Regions from separate parts of the Mus musculus genome. Here region 1 is linked to region 2. A link is a contact called in ENCODE Hi-C or POLR2A ChIA-PET data. All regions are on one chromosome and are shown on one strand. Each heading gives the region's core, a stretch centred on a gene start or an enhancer-like site at or near the end of the contact. The rest is flanking DNA. Distances are from core to core; before and after follow the strand shown. Region 1 holds the start of Mcm6 (minichromosome maintenance complex component 6). Region 2 holds the start of Cxcr4 (chemokine (C-X-C motif) receptor 4).

Region 1 (4,304 bases), core at 1,367-3,866, 230 kb before region 2:
TTGTTTCTGTCCTGGGGCTGGCATTCTTAGGAGACAAGACCCATAAACAACAAATAATGTCTCTATTGACAGAAGTGCCAGAAATCAAAGCCAATTATGCCTACTGGAATAGCTATAATAAAGATTCACAGGTGTAAAAGGTGGCATTGGTGTCATTAAAAGGTAAATTTATGAGAAAGAAGTGGCAGAGCTTGGTGATGTGGGCCTGTTAATCCTTGTTACCGAGGCTAAAGATGGAAAGTTGGAAGTTCAAGGACTGACTGGGCAACTTAAAAGGGACCTTCTCTCAAAACTAAAAAAGTCAAAAAAGGCCCAGGGAGCTGGGTGCAGTGGTGCACGCCTTTATCCCAGCAGAGAATGATTCTGTGAATCCAGACAGCTATGGCAACACAGTAAGTTCTATCAAATAAAGAAACAAAGGGGATAGATGCTGGAGACACAGACTCAGGGGCGGAATGCTTGTCTACCATGTGTAAGGCTCTGTCTGGGTTCCTTCCCTAACATTATTAAGAAAACAAGCAAGCAGCAAAAAATAGATAGCTGAGCCACCCGTGGTGACTCATGGAAAATGAAACTAACAGAAAATTTAGACATAGCTGGGTGGCGACAGTGCACACCTTTAGCCCCAGTGCTTGGGAGGCAGAGTTAAGCACATGTCTGAGTTGAAGGGGCTACACAAAGAAACCCTGTCTCAAAATAAAAACAAACAAAAAAGAAATATTTAGACTCTTCTGCAAGCAAAAGCAAAGCTGCTCTGTGAATGGAAGTTGATTATTTTAAAAACTAAGTCCTGTTTATGCTTAGCTCCAGCTCTTAGCTACCAAGAAAAGGCCCTTGGCATCTGGAAAATAGCAGGCCTGCTGGGATCACAGGCAAAGAAGTAGCTACTGCTTGTTGCCTGAATGGTCTAAAGTAGTGGTTCTCGACCTTAACGCTGAGACCCTTTAATACAGTTCCTCATGTGTGATGACCCCAACCATAAAACCATCTCATTGCTACTTCATAACTAATTTTGCTGTTATGGACCATACTGTGCATATGGATCTGGTATGTGCCCCAAGGGATCCTGATCTACATGTTGAGAACTGCTGGTTTACACAGACTTTAATCAAAAGGAGACTTGGGTTTTGAAGGACAAGCAGCTGTACCGACTGCCAAAAACATTACAAAGGTTGGAACATAGAATTTAAATTCCAGAGGGTTATTTTTGTTTGTTTTGTTTTTCAGCACCAGACTTTCTATGTAGCCCTGAGCTCTGTCCTGGAACTCACTTTGTAGACCAGGCTGGCCTTGAACTCATAGGATCCGTCTACCGCTGGCTTGTGCCCAACACTGGCCTGCTTACAGTTTTAAGTATAGCAGAACTTCAAAAGATAGCTGTAGAGCCAAAAGGACGACTAGATCAGCAATATGTGGTAACCAGTATACGCGTGCCATGTCATTTTATTCTGCCTTAAAAGGCAAACCCTTGATTACAATAAGCTGCATGTCTAGCAAAATTAGCCACACACACTTATCGGAGGCACCTATAGTGATCCAGTTCAATGTTAGAAGTGTGGCAGGTGTCAGGAGGCTAGGAGAGTTAGAGAGGCTCTAACTATTTAGTAGGTAGAGTTGGAAGAGTTTCAAACAGGGATCATTGTACAAGTTGAATGCACCTCAAGATGCTTGTTGTACACTCCCAAAAGGTCAAAACTCTTAAGTTTTTGTTATATACTGACATAATCTTTAAAAAGAAAAAGAAAAGAATTGTTTACTATTGGAGGCGGAAGAGTAAGGAGCACACTGGTATGTGGTTGCTGCTAGGTGCTAGAAGCGGAGGGAGGGATGGGAAGGAGGCAGCTAGATGTCTAGAACAATTCTTTCATTATATAGGGCAGAACTCATTTCACTGAACAGTCATCAAGCCATAGATTCCTGTTAGAACGAGCTGGCCCAGGTTTGCTTGCATTGCAAGCTCCTGGTTCTGGGCTGTGTGCCCAACCCTACTCAAGAGGTAACGCCCCCCCCCCCCCCCCCCACCTCCCAAAAAACCAAACTCTGGCCTCACTGGGTTGCGACGTGAGTCCTGCTGGGATTCATTCCCAGCATCGCCCCAACTAGTCATGGCGGTGCACATCTGTCATTCCAGCACAAGCTAAGCGGAGGCTGGAGGATTACAAGTTCAAAATCATCTTTGGCTACACAGCGAGTTCGAAACCCTGTTTTAGAAACGTAATGAAAAAGCAGCACAGTATGACACAAGGGAGCGCTGCGGTGAAGAAAGGAGTCGAGGAGGCTTCGGATTCCCGCCGGGCCGGGGCCCATCCCTTCCGGAGCACACATGGCCCCGGTCTCCGCCCGGCCCGCGAGCCCCCGGAGGCCACTCACTCTTCCAGGAAGTCTAGGAACAGCTTCTGGCATTTCTCGGCCACCTCGTCGCGCACCTCCGGGTGCTGGCTTCCGGCGCCGGGCTCCGCGGCCGCTGCGAGGTCCATGGCGGCGCCGAGAGTACGCGCTGCTGAGGGAAGACCACCGCGGAGGAGAGTCCGCAGCTGCAGATAGCCCGGCCGCAGGTTCCACGCGTAGCTCCTTCCGCGCTGCCACTTCGCGCGCGCCTCCGGCTAGCCCCGCCCTCTCACCTCAGCCAATAACAGGGTAGGAGCTGAGCTACTTCGCGCCAAACCCGTCCAATCAATGGCGGTTCCGTACAGAGCCCCGCCCACCGCACGCACTTTTCGCGCCAAAAGCATACGCCATGAAGCTTTTGCCCATGCGCAATGTAGTCGCACCCACCCTCTGGTTGTTTTGGCTTGAGGAGCTAACCCCTCCCTCTCTCCCTTTACCCCCAGAGTTTATGTATAGACTTTTTTGGGTTTTTTTGTTTTGTTTTTGGTCACTCAGGGTTAAACCTACTGTGAATTGTGCATCTGGAGGAAGTAAGGTATGAGCAAACCAAACTACAGGAGAGAGCCCCTTAAAAGTCAGGTGGAGGACAGGAGCAAAGGCTTAGAGAGTAACTCATTCCGCAGCGGACCCAAGCTTGTTTCTTAGCAGCTACATGAGACAGTCACCACCTTTAACTCCAGCTTAGCGACTTTGATACCCTCTTCTGACTTCTAAGAACACATGTGCATACACATACACTTAAAAAGACAGAGATAGATATATTCTGACAATCTGCATACCATTTGACTTTCTTTTCTTTTTTAAACTGAGAGGGTCTCACATAGCCCAGGCTGGCCTTGAATTCTGGGTTCACGTGGTGCTGGGACTGAACCTAAAGCCTTCTGAGTGTAGAACAAGGACTACCTTGCTAGTAAATGATCCACATTGCCAGTCCCTCCTCGACTTTGATAGCTTAGTGCTGATAACTTGTTTCACCACCAGCACTTTTATCCTGGGCTTCCAGGACACAGTAAACCTGGACCAGAATAAATAAGTCACTTTTTCGAGGCTTACTGGATGTTAAAAATTTAATGCCAGGCAGAGTATATAAAATTAATACTTTTATAATCTATTAGGAAATATACTATAGAGATCTGCAATTGAAGGTGTTGAAGACTTGAAGCCTCAAATCCCTCCCTCCTTTGCCAACTCCAAATGTAGCCTTCACTGAGTGAGAATCCTGGGGCTTTCTAGAGAAACAAAACTGATAAAGACACACACACAGGATTTACTAAGTTTAGCATACAGGCTGTTGTCTGGCTAGCTCAACAGTGGCTGTCTTCCAATAAAAACGCCAAGCAGATGGTGGTTCAGCCCACAAGGCTGGATGTCTTAGCAGGTTTTCATTAAATGTTGGGAGTCCTGAAGAAACAGGTTCTAATACATTAATTGCTGCCTCAGCAGCAGGATGATAGATGGACTTGCCAGTGAGAGTGAGGACAGGCAGGCAAACGCACAAAAGGCTTCCTTCTGTGTCATTTTAGGTATGCTGTCACCAGGTGTGGCCCAGATATTGGATGGGCCTTTTTATTTTTAGAGAGAGTATTTCTTTTCTTTTTCTTTTTTTCTTTTTTTTTTTGTTTTTTTGTTTTTTTCGAGACAGGGTTTCTCTGTGTAGCCCTGGCTGTCCTCGAACTCAGAAATCTGCCTGCCTCTGCCTCCCGAGTGCTGGGATTAAAGGCGTGCGCCAGTATTTCTATGTGTAGTAATCCTGGCTTCCTGGAACCTGATTTGTAGACCAGGCTGGCCTTGAAGTCAAGAGATCCAGCTGCCCTTGCCTTCCAAAAACCACTCCGGGGCTTTTAGGGTGTGGGTCTTCTGATTACAAAAGATGCAGATTTAAGGTAAATCTTCTCACGTCACAGAATCCAACCAAG
Region 2 (4,495 bases), core at 955-3,454:
ACCAGTCACTTGTTATATGCCCTCTTTAGTGGAACCAATTAGGAGAGTCTTTGCTTAGAACAAAAGGACATTGAGAGTCTAAGGACTTCACAGCTTAGTCTTGAATAGCTCTCCTGCCCCGCCCACGAGAGGAAAGGACAAAAAAAAAACCTCGGAGGAAAAAAAGTAAAGCCCCCCCCAACCACAAACAAACAAACAAAAACCCAAGCCAAAAAAACCCACAACCAAACCAAACAAACAAATCCTCCATTCAAACAAAGAAGTCACTCTCAAAACTGTGTGCGGTGGTATCCAGCGGCGTGGGGTTAAAGTCTGTGTTGAAGGAGATGGGATTTCTGTATGAGGATTAGCCAAAGGAGGAAGGAAAGAAAGAAAGAAAGAAAGAAAGAGAGAGAGAGAGAGAGAGAGAGAGAGAGAGAGAGAGAGAGAAAGAAAGAAAGAAAGAAAGAAAGAAAGAAAGAAAGAAAGAAAGAAAGAAAGAAAGAAAGAAAGAAAGAAAGAAAGAAAGAAAGACGGAGCTTGACGGTGGGGGTCCCCCAAAGACTCTTAGCTTTTTAGGCGCAAAACCTTGTTTTTCTCACGTCTGTCTAACACAAACTATTACATTTCGAGTCATGCGTAGTGAAGAAAGCTGGATAATGTGAAGGTCTTTGGGGGTTTAGGGTCAGCAGAGTGTTAGAAAGGAGCAAATAGCACTCCCCTACTTCACCCCGTGCGGCGCTTCTCTGGAAGGTGGGTCTCTCTTGCCAAACCCATGTTTATCACTGGGTGGATCTGGGACGTTAGAGTCACACTGTCCTGGGTGGGGAAAGTCACGGGGTCTGTACCCCGTGGTTTTCGCCCCCAAGTTTCACTTCCTCACTTTCCGGTCGCTTCCCATCCTGCAGCGGACCCAGTTAGTTACTGGAGTCCGAGGTAGGCAGCAGGAGTGGTCCAGACCGTGCGCACCCCGATGTCCGAGTCACCCACCTAGGGGCTGGCACCGTTGCCCATCATACCCAGGTCTACGACCAACACACAGCGGTTCTAGGGGTTCCTCCTGGCTGCGCGCCAGGATCGTTCCTCCGGGTGCGAGCGACAGATTGGGCTGCTCCAGCGCGAGCGCCTTTGAATTGCGCGCCGCCGGAGGAAACGGAAAAAAAAAAAAAAATCACCAAAGAACAAAACCCTCCCTAAGCGAGGGGGTTTCAAAAGGCTCAGGAAACCACCGACGGTTAAACACTGGGGCTCAGTCAAACAGTCTCCGAGCTTGCACCTGTTCATCCCTCCGGCGACCCGGCACAACCCAGGTGCGGTCCCAACATGCCCTCCTGTCCCCAACCGCCGTCATGGCCAGCAGCATCATGGTACAGACTTATGACCCTTTCTCAGGAACGATCCTAAAGGCAAGCCCGACCTCGGGAGGTTCGTTTGCCACTGCGGGGAAGTGGCGGGTCGGATGCCCGCAAAGCGCTGCTGCTCCATCCCAAAGCGACGTTCTCTCCGCGGCTGCCGCAGTTTGTGCCCCCCCTCTAGGCAAGCGACGCGGCAGACTAGCTCACTTTTCCCGCCGAAGACGGGCGCTCCTCTGTCTGCACTATGGAATTTCAGAACCGCACTCCTAACTCCAAGAACCGCTCCAAGACGCTCCGGTTCGAAGCTCACCCAGAATGTAGTGCCTACGCGTGCCGACTAAAGTCTCTAAATTCACACAATGTAAGAAACTCTAAGAAAACTCCTGTTTTCAGGAGGACCAGACGATGGTCTGAGTCTTGGGACAGAGGGCAAGCCCTTCTCCCTTTTTCAAAAAACTGGGACGTTTGCAAACAGCGTGCAAGTCGGCGCGCGCCGCGGGACTCAAGGGGGAGGGAAACAAGAGCAACCTTAGGAAAGCTCCATCTGAACCCGTCCCACTCAACTTACTGGCAAAAATATTCCTATCTTCCTCCCCCTATAGCCATGTTCACACACATAAAAAAAAATTAGTTCCCGCTCCTCCTTGTGACCCTGACACCCCTCAAGGTTTTAGTTGCTTCAACCCGCTCCTTAAAGGGGCTGAGCTCTAAGTTCACACGTTTGCACGTTTACTATAAAGTAGGATGCAAGTGGACTTACACTCACACTGATCGGTTCCATGGCAACACTCGCTCTACAGCCGTGGTGGTTACCGGAGCACCAAACGCCTCAGAGGTTTCACTGCTACCTGCTGCACCAGGCAACAAAATTGAAGTTTCTGGCCCGAACCGGACTTTTATAAAAACACGCTCCCGGGGCGGCGCATGCGCAGCTCGGACGGGGCGGGAGGAGACTGGCGGGGGCGGGGCGCAGGGCGCGGGCAAACAGAAGTCCAAGAGCCACTGCTGTTGTGTTTTAAGTCAGTATGGGTCCAGAGCCTGGCCGGATAATGTTCTCAGAGTTGGGGAAAGCAGGATGCCAGCCAGGGTGTTTCTGCGGGTCGCGCATCCATCCTTACCCACGTGGATAGAATTTTAGACCTGGAGTTTACGGGTGGAGAACTTGAGACAAGACTGGGGATGGGGGTGTGTGACTTGGAGCCTGCCTAACCAGTAGGCGGCAATGTTGGAACCTCCGCCAGGGTTCTATACTCTGAGCTGTCAGGAGTGATTACTACCAAAACTCTTCCAAGCAAGTGTGTGTTACTACATATTCATATAATGACATTAGGGTCAGGTGTGGCAGAAAGCACTTGCGGACCCATCCAGAAGCAGATATACTCCCAGGAAGAAAGTCACAATAGTGGCAACAATTTCGTGAAGAGATTTGGGTGTGTGTGTATGTAAAATGATTGAAATGTGCTTTATTATAAAGAATTGAGCGGCGAGGACTTTGTGTAATCACATCCTAAGAAATCCGCACAGAAACACTGGTTCATTTTCATTTCATAAGCACATAGGGGGATGCATCTAGTTAACAGATAATTACAGAGTCCCAGCTGGGAAGCTAGCCGCGATTCATGCGCAGTCAGTGGGCGCTCCACGAGCTCCAAGAGACCAAATGGAGCAGCCTGGGACTGCAAAGCCTGGCCTGAGCCCAGAGCTTTCGCTTCATGCCTATCTCGCGTCTCCCACGCAGAACACTAAGATGGGAAGTCTTAGTGAAGAGCTAGTTAGGTCAGGTTGGGGGCGTGGATGGCTAGGGAATCTCAGACAGGCTAAGGTTGCAGTGGGCGCCCAGACTGCTTCCCAGGCTCGCGCGGGATCCGACCGGCGCCGAGCCTGGGCTAGGCGGGGAGGGAGAAAAGGGTGGGGTCAGAACCAACCAGACCTCCAGCCAGAGACCGCGGGATCCAATGCCGGGGGCACTGGGGGTGGTGAGACATCCGGCAGCAGGAGCCTGGGTTGCTATGCAACCCAGATACCGCCCCCACCCCCTCCTGGAATGGACCAAAGGATAGGCAGGCCCAGACTGCGCCCTCAACTCCATCCCCGCCCCACTTCTCCCGTTCCTTTTTTGTTTGTTTGTTTGTTTGTTTGTTTGTTTTGTTTGAGGCAGTTTTATGTAGTACAGGCTGGACTCAGGCTCCGTATGTAGTTAAGGATGACCATGAATTTCTGATGATCCCGTTTGTCACCTGCCTAGTACTGGGATTACAGTTGTGTGCCACCACGCCCAATTTTCGTGCTGATAGGGCTTAAATCAGAGCTTTGTGTAGGCTAGGCAAGCAGTCTACTAACTGTACTATCATTTGCACCTCCTTCTTTAGCTAAGGAAGGCTTTCGGTTGGAAGTGCTGGGGAGCTGTTTTACAGCCTGGGAACTCGTCTCTCTCCATCTTCCTGTATGGCCTGGGCACTCTCCTTCAAAATGTGCTGTCAAAGTCCTCTTCTGCCCTGCACTTATGTGATCCAGAAAAGCTAAGGATGAAATTAGGAAGTGCGACCCTCAAAAACTGCTAAGTTAAAAGCCAAGAACTTCCACAAGCACTTTTAATTATATCCAATCATTACTAAAACATAGGCTCATATTTCCATAAACTAGTTAGGACAGACAGAAGAGCCCGTGGACCGGAATATCAGACCCATTAAAAGAGCGCTGGTGTTCAAGATCGGTAGCAGCAGGATGGTGAGCTGTGTCTAGCCTCCAAATTCCTGCATTCCCAAAGGCTAAAATGGGAGAAAGGGAATCTTGCGAACCTGTCCCTGAACGACAGAGAGTACAATCTGAGTAAAATGATTTGCATAATTAATATTTGTTGATTATTGGTGGACAAAAGAAAGCTTCTGCACAGGTCTCTTTAGCTCCTGTGAAGTCTCTTTGCTGGAGGAAAGCAGATAAAACAACAATGACATGCTATTTGGTGACTATAGAATTAGAGAAAAAAAAAGAGAGGGATTTTTTCCCCCTTTCAAAGATAATATTTGGCTTCTGGATTGGAAAAGACCAGCTGTCTCTCGCTTGTCAGTAGCAGGAGTGTGTGTGTGTGTGTGTGTGTGTGTGTGTGTGTGTGTGGTGTTTGAACAGCTTCAGTGAAAAGTATTTTGTATGCAGCCAGAACC

Evidence for each region. Hi-C counts contacts between places; a loop is a spot of excess contacts on that map. ChIA-PET counts read pairs that join two places held with the same protein, here RNA polymerase II (POLR2A).
Region 1: a loop to region 2 is called in a map of CH12.LX, with 2.5 times the contacts of the local background. The contact joins the promoter of Mcm6 here to the promoter of Cxcr4 in region 2. A Hi-C loop is called at or near these places in 15 of 37 maps with a recorded cell type or tissue (CH12.LX, Patski, adrenal gland and 5 more). POLR2A ChIA-PET finds 5 or more read pairs at or near these places in 2 of 5 experiments (both embryonic stem cell).

What each region holds. Positions count from the first base shown.
Region 1 is chr1:128,357,089-128,361,392 of GRCm38, forward strand. Mcm6 (minichromosome maintenance complex component 6) reads right to left here and starts at 2,617. Exons shown (of 17, transcript NM_008567.2): 1 at 2,371-2,617. The coding sequence starts at 2,477.
Region 2 is chr1:128,590,095-128,594,589 of GRCm38, forward strand. It overlaps Cxcr4 (chemokine (C-X-C motif) receptor 4), which reads right to left and starts at 2,205. Exons shown (of 2, transcript NM_009911.3): 1 at 2,095-2,205. The coding sequence starts at 2,115.